Linked DNA regions of Homo sapiens: region 2 is linked to region 1. A link is a loop called in an ENCODE intact Hi-C map of the cell type or tissue named here. Cell type or tissue: gastrocnemius medialis. All regions are shown on one strand.

Region 1 (5,000 bases):
AAAGAAAATGCCAACTCCATGGCCTGGTGTGAGCAAGCAAAATAACAGCAACAATTTGCACCCTGGTGATGGACAACCTTGCCCAGCCCATCAGCAATTGTGGAGCCTGCTCCTCCACTCCAGAAGCCTCGACCCACAGAGAAAGTTTCCAAAGCCAGCACGGGGGTGCCGCGGGCACAGAGCGTTCTAGTTCTCAGCAAAGAAAAAACTCAAAGGGAAGAACGTTTGCAAGAACATGCGCCTAGGCCAATCGTGTCTGGGACCCCCCAACCACAAACAGTGCCATTTGTAGGGTGTGGGGGGAATTGAGGGGGACAGTCCATCCCCATAACCGTACAGTCCTGGTTAAACACGCTCAGTGTGAGGGCCTCATCATCAAGTTTTTTCGTGTTTCATCTTTCCCCTTTGGAGAGTGTGAAATGAGATAGTTTTCTCTTCCACTGGAAAATATAAAATTGAAAAGCACGTCCTCTTCAGATTAAGAAAAGCCAGCTGGGGCCAGGCGCGGTGGCTCACGCCTGTAATCCCAGCACTTTGGGAGGCCGAGGCGGGCGGATCATGAGGTCAGGAGATCGAGACCATCCTGGCTAACACGGTGAAACCCCGTCTCTACTAAAAATACAAAAATTAGCCGGGCGTGGTGGCAGGCGCCTGTAGTCCCAGCTACTCAGGAGGCTGAGGCAGGAGAATGGCATGAACCCGGGAGACGGAGCTTGCAGTGAGCCGAGATTGCGCCACTGCACTCCAGCCTGGGCGACAGAGCAAGACTCCGTCTCTTAAAAAAAAAAAAAAAAAGAAAGAAAGAAAAGCCAGCTGGGCATAGTGGCTGACACATGCAATCCCAGCACTTTCGGAGGCCGAGGCAGGTGGATCGCTTTGAGCTCAGGAGTTCGAAACTGGCCTAGGCAACATGGAGAAACCCCATCTCTACAAAAAATACAAAAATTGGCAGGGTGTGGTGGCATACACGTGTGGTCCCAGCTACTCGGAGGGCTGAGGCTGGAAAATCACTTGAACCCAAGAGGCAAAGGTTGCGGTGAGCTGAGATCGCGCCACTGCACTCCAGCCTGGGTCACAGAGTGAGACTCTGTCTCAAAAAAAAGAAAGAAAGAAAGAAAGAAAAGCCAGTTTTCTACAGATTGGCGTAATGACAGAGGCACACTTGTTGATGTCACTTACACAAGAGGAAAGCCCTTTCCTCACCCTCTGATGAGCGGAGGTGAGGAGGTAGCAGGGCCCCAGCCCTGGTGGTGCCCTGACTGCTGTCACCGGCCAGTGGGCTCGAGCAGGCGGCTCTGGGCCCTGTGCCTGTTTCTTCACCCAAGAGACAAAACGTTCCCTTCTGTCAACTACCCTCAAAGACAGCTGGAGAGACAGACTGCGCTCCTGGCTGCTGTTCCAAGTACCCAGCCTCCAATCAACAGATATCACCAGCCTACTATGTGCCAGGAGCCCAGATTTCAGGGGCTGGGAACCCAGCAGGGAGCAGGAAAGACAGAGCTCCTCGACCCTCCCGGAGCCCATGGTGTGGCAATCATAGGACAAAATGGTGGCTTTGGAGCCCATGGTCTGATTCAGACGCCTGTTCTCCATGGGGGTCTGACCAGTTGTTTTACCTCTCTCCCTCTCAGTTTCCTCATCTAGAAACAAGCACAGGGACAATGGCACCATTGTTGGTCCCACAACATTCCCTCACTCCTGCATCAGACCTGTGCCCCAAATCTCTCCCCAGGGCCCAGAGCTGCCTGCCTGGGCCCACTCACTGGTGAGGGCAGTCAGGGTACCACCAGGGCTGGGGTCCCGTTGCCACCTGTTCTGGGAGACCAGGTTACCAGAATCAGGGAAGTGGGGGGGAGGGCATGGTGGCTCACACCTGTAATCCCAGCACTTTGGGGGGCCAAGGTGGGTGGATCACTAGAGGCCAGGAGTTCGAGACCAGCCTGGCCAACATGGTGAAACCCTGTCTCTACTAAAAATACAAAAATACAAAAAAATTAGCCAGGCTTGGTGGTGTGCACCTGTAATCCCAGCTACTTGGGAGGCTGAGGCAGAATTGCTTGAGCCCAGATGGCGGAAGCTGCAGTGAGCCAAGATCATGCCATTACACTCCAGCCTGGGTGACAAAGCGGGACTCCACCTCAAGAAAAAATAAAGTAAAACAAAGAATCAGGGAAGTGGGACTCTGAGAAGGCAGAGAGGGGGCCAGGAAGCTGTGAAGATGGTGGTGGGAGACAGGGCCTGTGCAAAGGGTGGGGGCAGGACACTGGTCCACGCAGTGTACAGCCAGTCAGAGAGGCTGCACCCAGCTGCTTCCTCCAGGCCTGTTGGAACAGAGGAGGGAAAAGACAAAAGGAGGCACAGGCGCCCTCTTCCTCCTGTCCTTTATTCCCAGCCCAGTGGAGGTGATTCATCCCACCGCTGTGGGTGCCACCTGACTTCCACGAGTGTGTCACACTATGTCCTAATTTTCTGTGTGCCTGGGTGCCCAGCTGCAGTTGAGCTGACCTGGAGGGTGGGGCTCGGTTTTATTTATCTTGGTCCCAAGACAGCACACAGTAGCTCAGCAGACAGAATCTCATGGTGCCCCAGCCCCAGAGCTGGTCTTCTTTTTGACTGTACCTAAATGTGGGGTCTCACGTGGCTTGGAGGGTTTCCTGCAAAGTGATGGGTTTTGACTCAACTGACACAGCCACAGCCCACCAGGCTCTGCCCACCAGGCACTCCCACTGCTGCTGTCCTGGCTCCCTGAAGGTGGCCTCAACCTGACGGTTGCAGACACTATGCCTGCTTCTTCCCCCTGCTTCCTCTCCCACCTAGACCCTCACCTGTCCAAACAGCTACCCCACATATTCCTTTCACCCCCAGCCCTTTCTACTCTTCCTGAAACAACCTCAGGCCAGGTTCCTCTTGATCACTTCATGCCCATATCACAGAGACTGTCTCGGAGCTAGAACCCAGCTCCAAGCACTCCCTGTGTAAGCAGCCAGATCATCTAAAGGTGTCACTCCTCAAGAACCTGCCATAGCTCCCTACTGCCTCTCATAATGTGGCCCATGCTACTCTTCCCTCAACAGATGATTGTTGAGCACCTGAGTGCCAGCTGCAGCCTGGCAAACAAGGATGAATAAAACAGGCACAGTCTCTGCCCTTGTGGACCTAGTCTAGGTGGTTGGGGAAGACAGACCATCAATCAACCCCGCAAAGAGAAAATTATAAACGGCTAAATGGAAAAGGTGTCCATCTCCACCAGTGGTAACAGAGATGCTGGGCCAGTTTGTCAGGAAAGGCTTCCCTGAGGAAGTGATGCCCCAGCTGATATGAAAAGGTGTAGGGATTCACCAGAGGATGAAGGGTTTGGAAAGAGCATTCCAGAGAGAGGGAATAGCAGATGCAAACGCCTTGAGGCAAGATGAAGGATCGCCTGCGCAGATGACAGAAAGAGGGGCCAGGGGGCCACAGAGCAGAGGGAATGAGGACTGCAGGCCTGGGAAACACGGGGAGCAGGTGTGCTGTCAGCTGCCGGTAGCAGCGCCTGATCCAGCCTGGCTGGTGTGCCCAAGAGGAGGAGAAGTGACTTTATGTCAGCCTGACCTGCAGGCAGTCAGTAAACAGATTCTGTTATCAGGTCTACATTCCACACCACAGGCAGTGCAGATGGAAATCCGAGACAAATGTCTGTGGTCATCTGTGACCTTTACTTTCACCCCAAAGCTTGTAGTATCAAGAGCTGGGACTCCTATGAAGGGAAAAGCCCAAAGAAGCTTTAAGAGCTAATGGTCTGCACTCCATGCAGGAGCAAACTTCAGGGCCACCACTCTGACCAGCGGTAAAACCCAGTCCAGCGCGAAGGACAGTGGGCAGGTCTCAGCTCCTCAGCCCCCACCAGCCACTGGCCACTCTCTCGGCAAGCAGACATCCTGTCAGTTCGGCCGATTTGTAGCCCAGACACAAACTCTCACGTCTTATTTACCAAAAGACCTTCCTCCTCTCATCCCTGAGCTGCCTAAATTAAAGGAAGGACATGAACCCCAAAGTCCCAGCCGCATGTTTTGGCCCTTTGACCTAGACCTGCAGCCTCTCAGCTCTGGCTCAGTCCTCTTTGCCTCCGTGTGAAAGGCTATTCCCCATGGCCTAGACCAGGGGTGTCCAATCTTTTGGCTTCCCTGGGCCACACTAGAATTGTCTTGGGCCACACATAAAATACACTAACACTAACACTAACACTAACACTAACACTAACACTAATGATAGCTGATGAGCTTTAAAAAATTCACGGGTGGGCATGGTGGCTCACGCCTGTAATCCCAGCACTTTGGGAGGCCAAGGCGGGCAGATCACAAGGTCAGATCGAGACCATCCTGCCTAACCAGTGAAACCCCGTCTCTACTAAAAATACAAAAAATTAGCCAGGTGTGGTGGCGGGTGCCTGTAGTCCCAGCTACGCAGGAGGCTGAGGCAGTAGAATGGCATGAACCCAGGAGGCGGAGCTTGCAGTGAGCCGAAATTGCACCACTGCACTCCAGCCTGGGCAACAGAGCGAGACTTAGTCTCAAAAAAAAAAAAAAAATTCACAAGAAAACCTCATAATGTTTTAGGAAAGTTTACAAATTTGTGTTGGGCTGCATTCAAAGCCATCCTGGGCCACATGCAGCCATGGGTTGGACAAGCTTGGCCTACACCAAACACGCCCTCTCCTCCATACAACCATGTCCAACACCCAAATGGAAGCCAGTCATCTGCCCCTCCTGCAGCTTGGACCACCCGTGACCTGAGCCTCTGCTGTGGGCCGGGCCTGGACAACTCAATTCTGCATGGGCCAGGAGCACTGATTACCACTCTGGCAGGGAAACCTTTGGATTCTCCTAAAGACAACTGGCTGGGAGTGGTGGCTCACACCTGTAATCTCAGCGCTTTGGAGGCAGAGGCAGGAGGATCACTTGAGGTCAGGAGTTCGAAACCAGCCTGGGCAACATAGCAAGATCCTGTCTCTACAAAAAAAT
Region 2 (5,000 bases), 1.1 Mb before region 1:
TTGAGCGGCCAAGACAGGCACATTGCTTGAACTCAGGAGTTCAAGGCCAGCCTGGGCAATGTGGTGAGACCCCATCTCTACTAAAAGTACAAAAAAGGGGCCAGGTGCGGTGGCTCACACCTGTAATCCCAGCACTCTGGGAGGCCGAGGCGGGCAGATCACCTGAGATCAGGAGTTCAAGACCAGCCTGGCCATGGTGAAACCCCGTCTCTACTAAAAATACAAAAAATTAGCTGGGCGTGGTGGTGTGCGCCTGTAATCCCAGCTACTCAGGAGGCTGAGGCAGGAGAATTGCTTGAACGCGGGAGGCGGAAGTTGCAGTGAGCCGAGATCGCACCATTGCACTCCAGCCTGGGCAACAGGAGTGAAAATCCGTCAAATCAAACAACAACCAAAAACAGGCTGTGCACGGTGGCTCACATCTGCAATCCTAGAACTTTGGGAGGCTGAGGTAGGTGAACCACCTGAGGTCAGGAGTTCTAGACCAGCCTGGCCAACATGGGGAAACCCCATCTCTACTAAAAATACAAAATTAGCCGGGCGTGGGGGCGCGTGCCTGTAATTCCAGCTACCCCAGAGGCTGAGGCAAGAGAATTGCTTAGAAGCCGGGAGGCAGAAGTTGCAGTGAGCGGAGGTCATGTCATTGCACTCCAGCCTGGGTGACAGAGCGAGACTCTCAAAACAAAACAAAGATGTCAGGCGTAGCTACTCAGGAGACTGAGGTGAGAGGATAGCTTGAGACTGGAGGGTGGAGGTTGCCATGAGCCAAGACTGTGCCACTGCACTCCAGCTTGGATGAGGGAGACCCTGTCTTCAAAAAAAAAAGTGTGAATTGTGGCCGGGCACGGTGGCTCACGCCCGTAATCCCACCACTTTGGGAGGCTGAGGCGGGCGGATCACGAGGTCAGGAGATCGAGACCATCCTGGCTAACACGGTGAAACCCCGTCTCTCTACTCAAAATACAAAAAATTAGCCGGGCGTGGTGGCGGACAGCTAGAGTCCCAGCTACTTGGGAGGCCGAGGCAGGAGAATGGTGTGAATCCGGAAGGCGGAGCTTGCCGTAAGCCAATATCGTGCCACTTCACTCCAGCCTGGGCAACAAAGCAAGACTCCATCTTTAAAAAAAAAAAAAAAAAAAGGCCGAGCGGTGGCTCATGCCTGTAATCCCAGCACTTTGGGAGGCCGAGGCGGGTGGATCATCTGAGGTCAGGAGTTCAAGACTAAGCCTGGCTGACATGGTGAAACCCTGTCTCTACTAAAAATACAAAAAAATTTGCCGGGCGTGGTGGTGGGTGCCTGTAATCCCAGCTGCTCAGGAGGCTGAGGCAGGAGAATTGCTTGAACCCGGCAGGCGGAGGTTGCAGTGAGCCGAGATTGCGCACTGCACTCCAGCCTGGGCAACAAGAGCAAAACTCCATCTCAAAAAAAGTGTGAATGTAATGATTTAGTAAGAACTGTTTAATGTATTAATATTTATATTTCATAATCTGTAATCATGGAGTAAAAGCCAAGCAGGCTGCATCACTTGCCCTGCAGTCTCCTAGCACATGAACTAATGGGCAGGCAGGAGGGTGTGCATCATCCACCTTGCTTACCGCTGACCTCCAGCACCCAGACAATCCCTGGCACTCAGCACAAGTAACTGCTCAATAACCAGAAACATCAAGTGCTTGCCGGAAAAACTCCATGATGAGGGAGAGGGAAGATTACACAGACCAAATTTAAGAATCTCTGCCTTAGGAACTCAGGGGCTATCCTGCCTGAACCATCGATAGGGGATATTTTCAAGTCACCTCAACCACTGCTTGACTCACTCCAGGTGGACCCACCACTGGCACCTTCTAGTACCACAGCTCAGCCTTGAGTATGTGCTTGAACTTTCGTTCGCACTTCACATTTTCCACACACAAATATAATGTGCCAAAATGAGCCAGTCCTGCTCCCAAAACCCTGCTCACAAAATGGAGGACGTGAGGGTGTGGACGCATAGAATGAATGAAATGAAAGATGTCAGACAAAGCAAATTCCAAAGAGAAGTGGGAAATTTTCTAGCCTCCAAGAACAGAGGACAAAACTATTAAACATGATACTTATCTAGGTCACTAGAGTTCACTCTAGGACACATTGTTTTGGAAAGAAAAGCCCTTCACCATTCCCCAGATTAAAGCAAATTCACTAATCTGTGTTCTTACTACACAGGGGCCTGGCTTTCTCAAGTCTGGGACCCTGCTGGGACTCTTATTTCCGACGTCCTATTGGGAGGAGCCCTCACATCCATCCTCCTGGAGATGCCCAATGCCCCCAAGTCTGGTCTAGATCCACCCTTGCATTCCAGGCTTGCACATCCAACCGCTTCAATGACAGCATCCATGAGGATGTCGACAAGCTCCACATGGTCAAGGAACTAAAGTGACCCCATTTTCTCTAAAACCTGTCAAAACAGGGTGACAACAGCCCTACTGAGTGTTCCAAGCCCCCTTCAAAGGCCCACTTACCACAGGGGACAGTGGCTACCAGGCTGGATAACCCAGCTGCAGAACAGTCCCAACACTGCAGAAAGTCCCCCTGGACAGCACTGCTTTGGAAATTGGGTAATACACTGTAAAATAAGTAAGGTCTAGACCAGACCTTGGAAGATGGAGGAAATGGAGTTTGGGGGGATGTCTGGAAGAAGAATCAAATGAACGGAATGAGGCAACAGTGTGTCACAGAACCCAGGAGCCCAGGGTGCTACATGACAGGAGTGTAGGTCTTATCCTATATGCAGTGCGGTTTCAGGGTAGCATAATCATGCTGTAGTCATCTATTCTATTTTGATTGTGTACTTTTCAACTAGCTTACTAGTAGCACTGTGCGTGGAGTTTAACCACTTCTACCATTTTCTCTGGACTGGCTTTGTTTTTTTTTTCCCCCCACAGGTATTCAGAGCCAATTTCCTACTGAATGAGATCACGTGTCATTTTACGAAGTCAAAGAAAAGATGTAAAAGTAAAATCCTTCAGGGCACACCTGTTAAATGAATCACCACCTTTCTAGCACAGGGGTATTAGGATCTTGTGCAACAATCACCACCGGAGACATTAGGATCCCTGAAACACCTGCCTCACTCACTGTCATGTCTGCAGTGAATGCAGAACAGTGTCTGATTACCAAGTACATCCAGCACACGCATTGGACATGGATGTTGACCGAGTTCCACTTGGTGTGCCTGAGGCAGGCAGGAAATTCTCTTGGAAACAGAATCCTTAAGGGGATTGGGGGGGGGAAGCACCCATGAGCTAGAACTCAATTCTACCCTACAGTAAGCAGCACTTCAAGGGCCGGGCATGGTGGCTCACGCCTGTAATCCCAGCATGTTGGGAGGACCAGGCACGTGAATCACTTGAGATCAGAAGTTAAAGACCAGTCTGAAAATATAGTGAAGCCTCATCTCCACTAAAAATACAAAAAAACCAGCCGGGCGTGGTGGCCGGCGCCTGTAGTCCCAGCTACTTGGGAGGCTGAGGCATGAGAATCACTTGAACCCGGGAGGTGGAAGCTGCAGTGAGCTGAGATCACACCACTGCACTCCAGCCTGGGTGACTCTGTCTCAAAAAAAAGCACCTCAAGACCGAGAAGCGGCCGGGCGCCATGGCTCATGCCTGTAATCCTAGCACTTTGGGAGGCCGAGGCGGGCGGATCACGAGGTCAGGAGATCAAGACCATCCTGGTCTAACTCGATGAAACCCCATCTCTACTAAAAATACAAAAAATTAGCCGGGCGTAGTGGCGGGCGCCTGTGGTCCCAGCTACTTGGGAGGCCGAGGCAGAAGAATGGCGTGAACCCGGGAGGCAGAGCTTGCAGTGAGCCGAGATCGCGCCACTGCACTCCAGACTGGGCGACAGAGCGAGACACCGTCTCAAAAAAAAAAAAAAAAAAAAAAAAAGACTGAGAAGCTCACCATAATCCTGAAAGAGTATCCAGTTCACACCATAATTTTAACAAGCCTGGGGCACCTGGACTAAAGACACACTCCAGTTTACTTACTTCCCCCCAACCATCCCGCTTCTATATTCCCAGACTTGCTCTGAGTAGCAAAAGGATAAATGGAAGTGAAGGCCCGGAGCGGTGGATCACCTGAGATCAGGAGTTCGAGACCAGCCTGGCCAACGTGGTGAAACCCTGTCTCTAATAAAAATACAAAAAAACAGTCGGGCATGGTGGCGCATGCCTGTAATCCCAGCAACTCAGGAGGCTGAGGCAGGAGAATCACCTGAACCTGGGAGACGGAGGTTGCAGTGAGCTGAGACCACACCATTCCATTCCAGCCTGGGCAACAAGAGCCAAACTCCATCTCAAAAAAAAAGAAAAAGAAAAAGAAAAAATAGAAGTGAAACCAAATCAAGGCAACTTGGTTCTCTAGCGGAAACTTTTTGAAGATGAGGTTAAATTCCACTCTTGTGAATGTCTTCATGAGAAACTCCTCAGGAGGGAAGCACTGTTTTTACTGACCAGATGTCTGGGTGAAAAGGAGACCTGTCCAGTCAGCATTCTGCATCCCTCTTCTGATCATCCCCTCACACTGGTGAGCACCTCCAAGGGACAGGTACTTGCTTTCAGACCTGTCCAGGTCTCTTTCCAAACCTCTGCTGTCCTCATTGAAGAACCAGACTCAATGCTAGCCCCCTTCCTATGCTCCCAGTTGGAAGGTCTCCTCCCTCTCAGGCTGCCTTGCCTGGACATCTTGGAAAGCACTTCTGAGCTCTACCCTGTGCTCACTACGTATCATCCAAACCATCTGAGTTCACTGAGAACAAAGCTGAATATGGTGGACTCCCACAGCTTATGCCACAGCAGACAAGAGCTAGTGGGCTCTGGACACAAGTGCTCCAAGTACTTACCAACTCTGTGACCCTGCAACCCTGCCCAAGTGACAGCTCTCCAAGCACCACCTTCCGTATCTGCAAACCGGGATGATACTAGTGCCCAGTGTATATGGTTGTTTTCTGAGGACTTAAG

The links. A loop is a pair of places that touch in the nucleus more often than their neighbours do. Peaks named below come from ENCODE experiments on the same cell type or tissue, not always from the same donor. Only the 100,000 strongest peaks of a DNase experiment are listed, where the experiment ranks them.
Region 2: it touches region 1 in a loop (2.9-fold over the local background); 1 of 110 quality-filtered maps calls a loop at or near these places.

The regions. Positions count from the first base shown.
Region 1 is chr19:16,460,528-16,465,527 of GRCh38, forward strand. The region is part of intron 1 of EPS15L1 (epidermal growth factor receptor pathway substrate 15 like 1); the gene reads right to left. Among named protein-coding and RNA genes, the nearest start is that of EPS15L1, 8.9 kb to the right of the region's middle. RefSeq lists enhancers at 1,103-1,770, 1,771-2,438, 4,149-5,000. In gastrocnemius medialis, no CTCF peak of the experiment used is centred here; DNase peaks (open chromatin) are centred at 1,334, 2,474 and 3,544; H3K4me3 peaks cover 768 bases; H3K27ac peaks cover 5,000 bases.
Region 2 is chr19:15,312,254-15,317,253 of GRCh38, forward strand. All of the region lies in intron 1 of BRD4 (bromodomain containing 4), which reads right to left. Among named protein-coding and RNA genes, the nearest start is that of BRD4, 18 kb to the right of the region's middle. In gastrocnemius medialis, no CTCF peak of the experiment used is centred here; DNase peaks (open chromatin) are centred at 1,574 and 3,118; H3K27ac peaks cover 5,000 bases.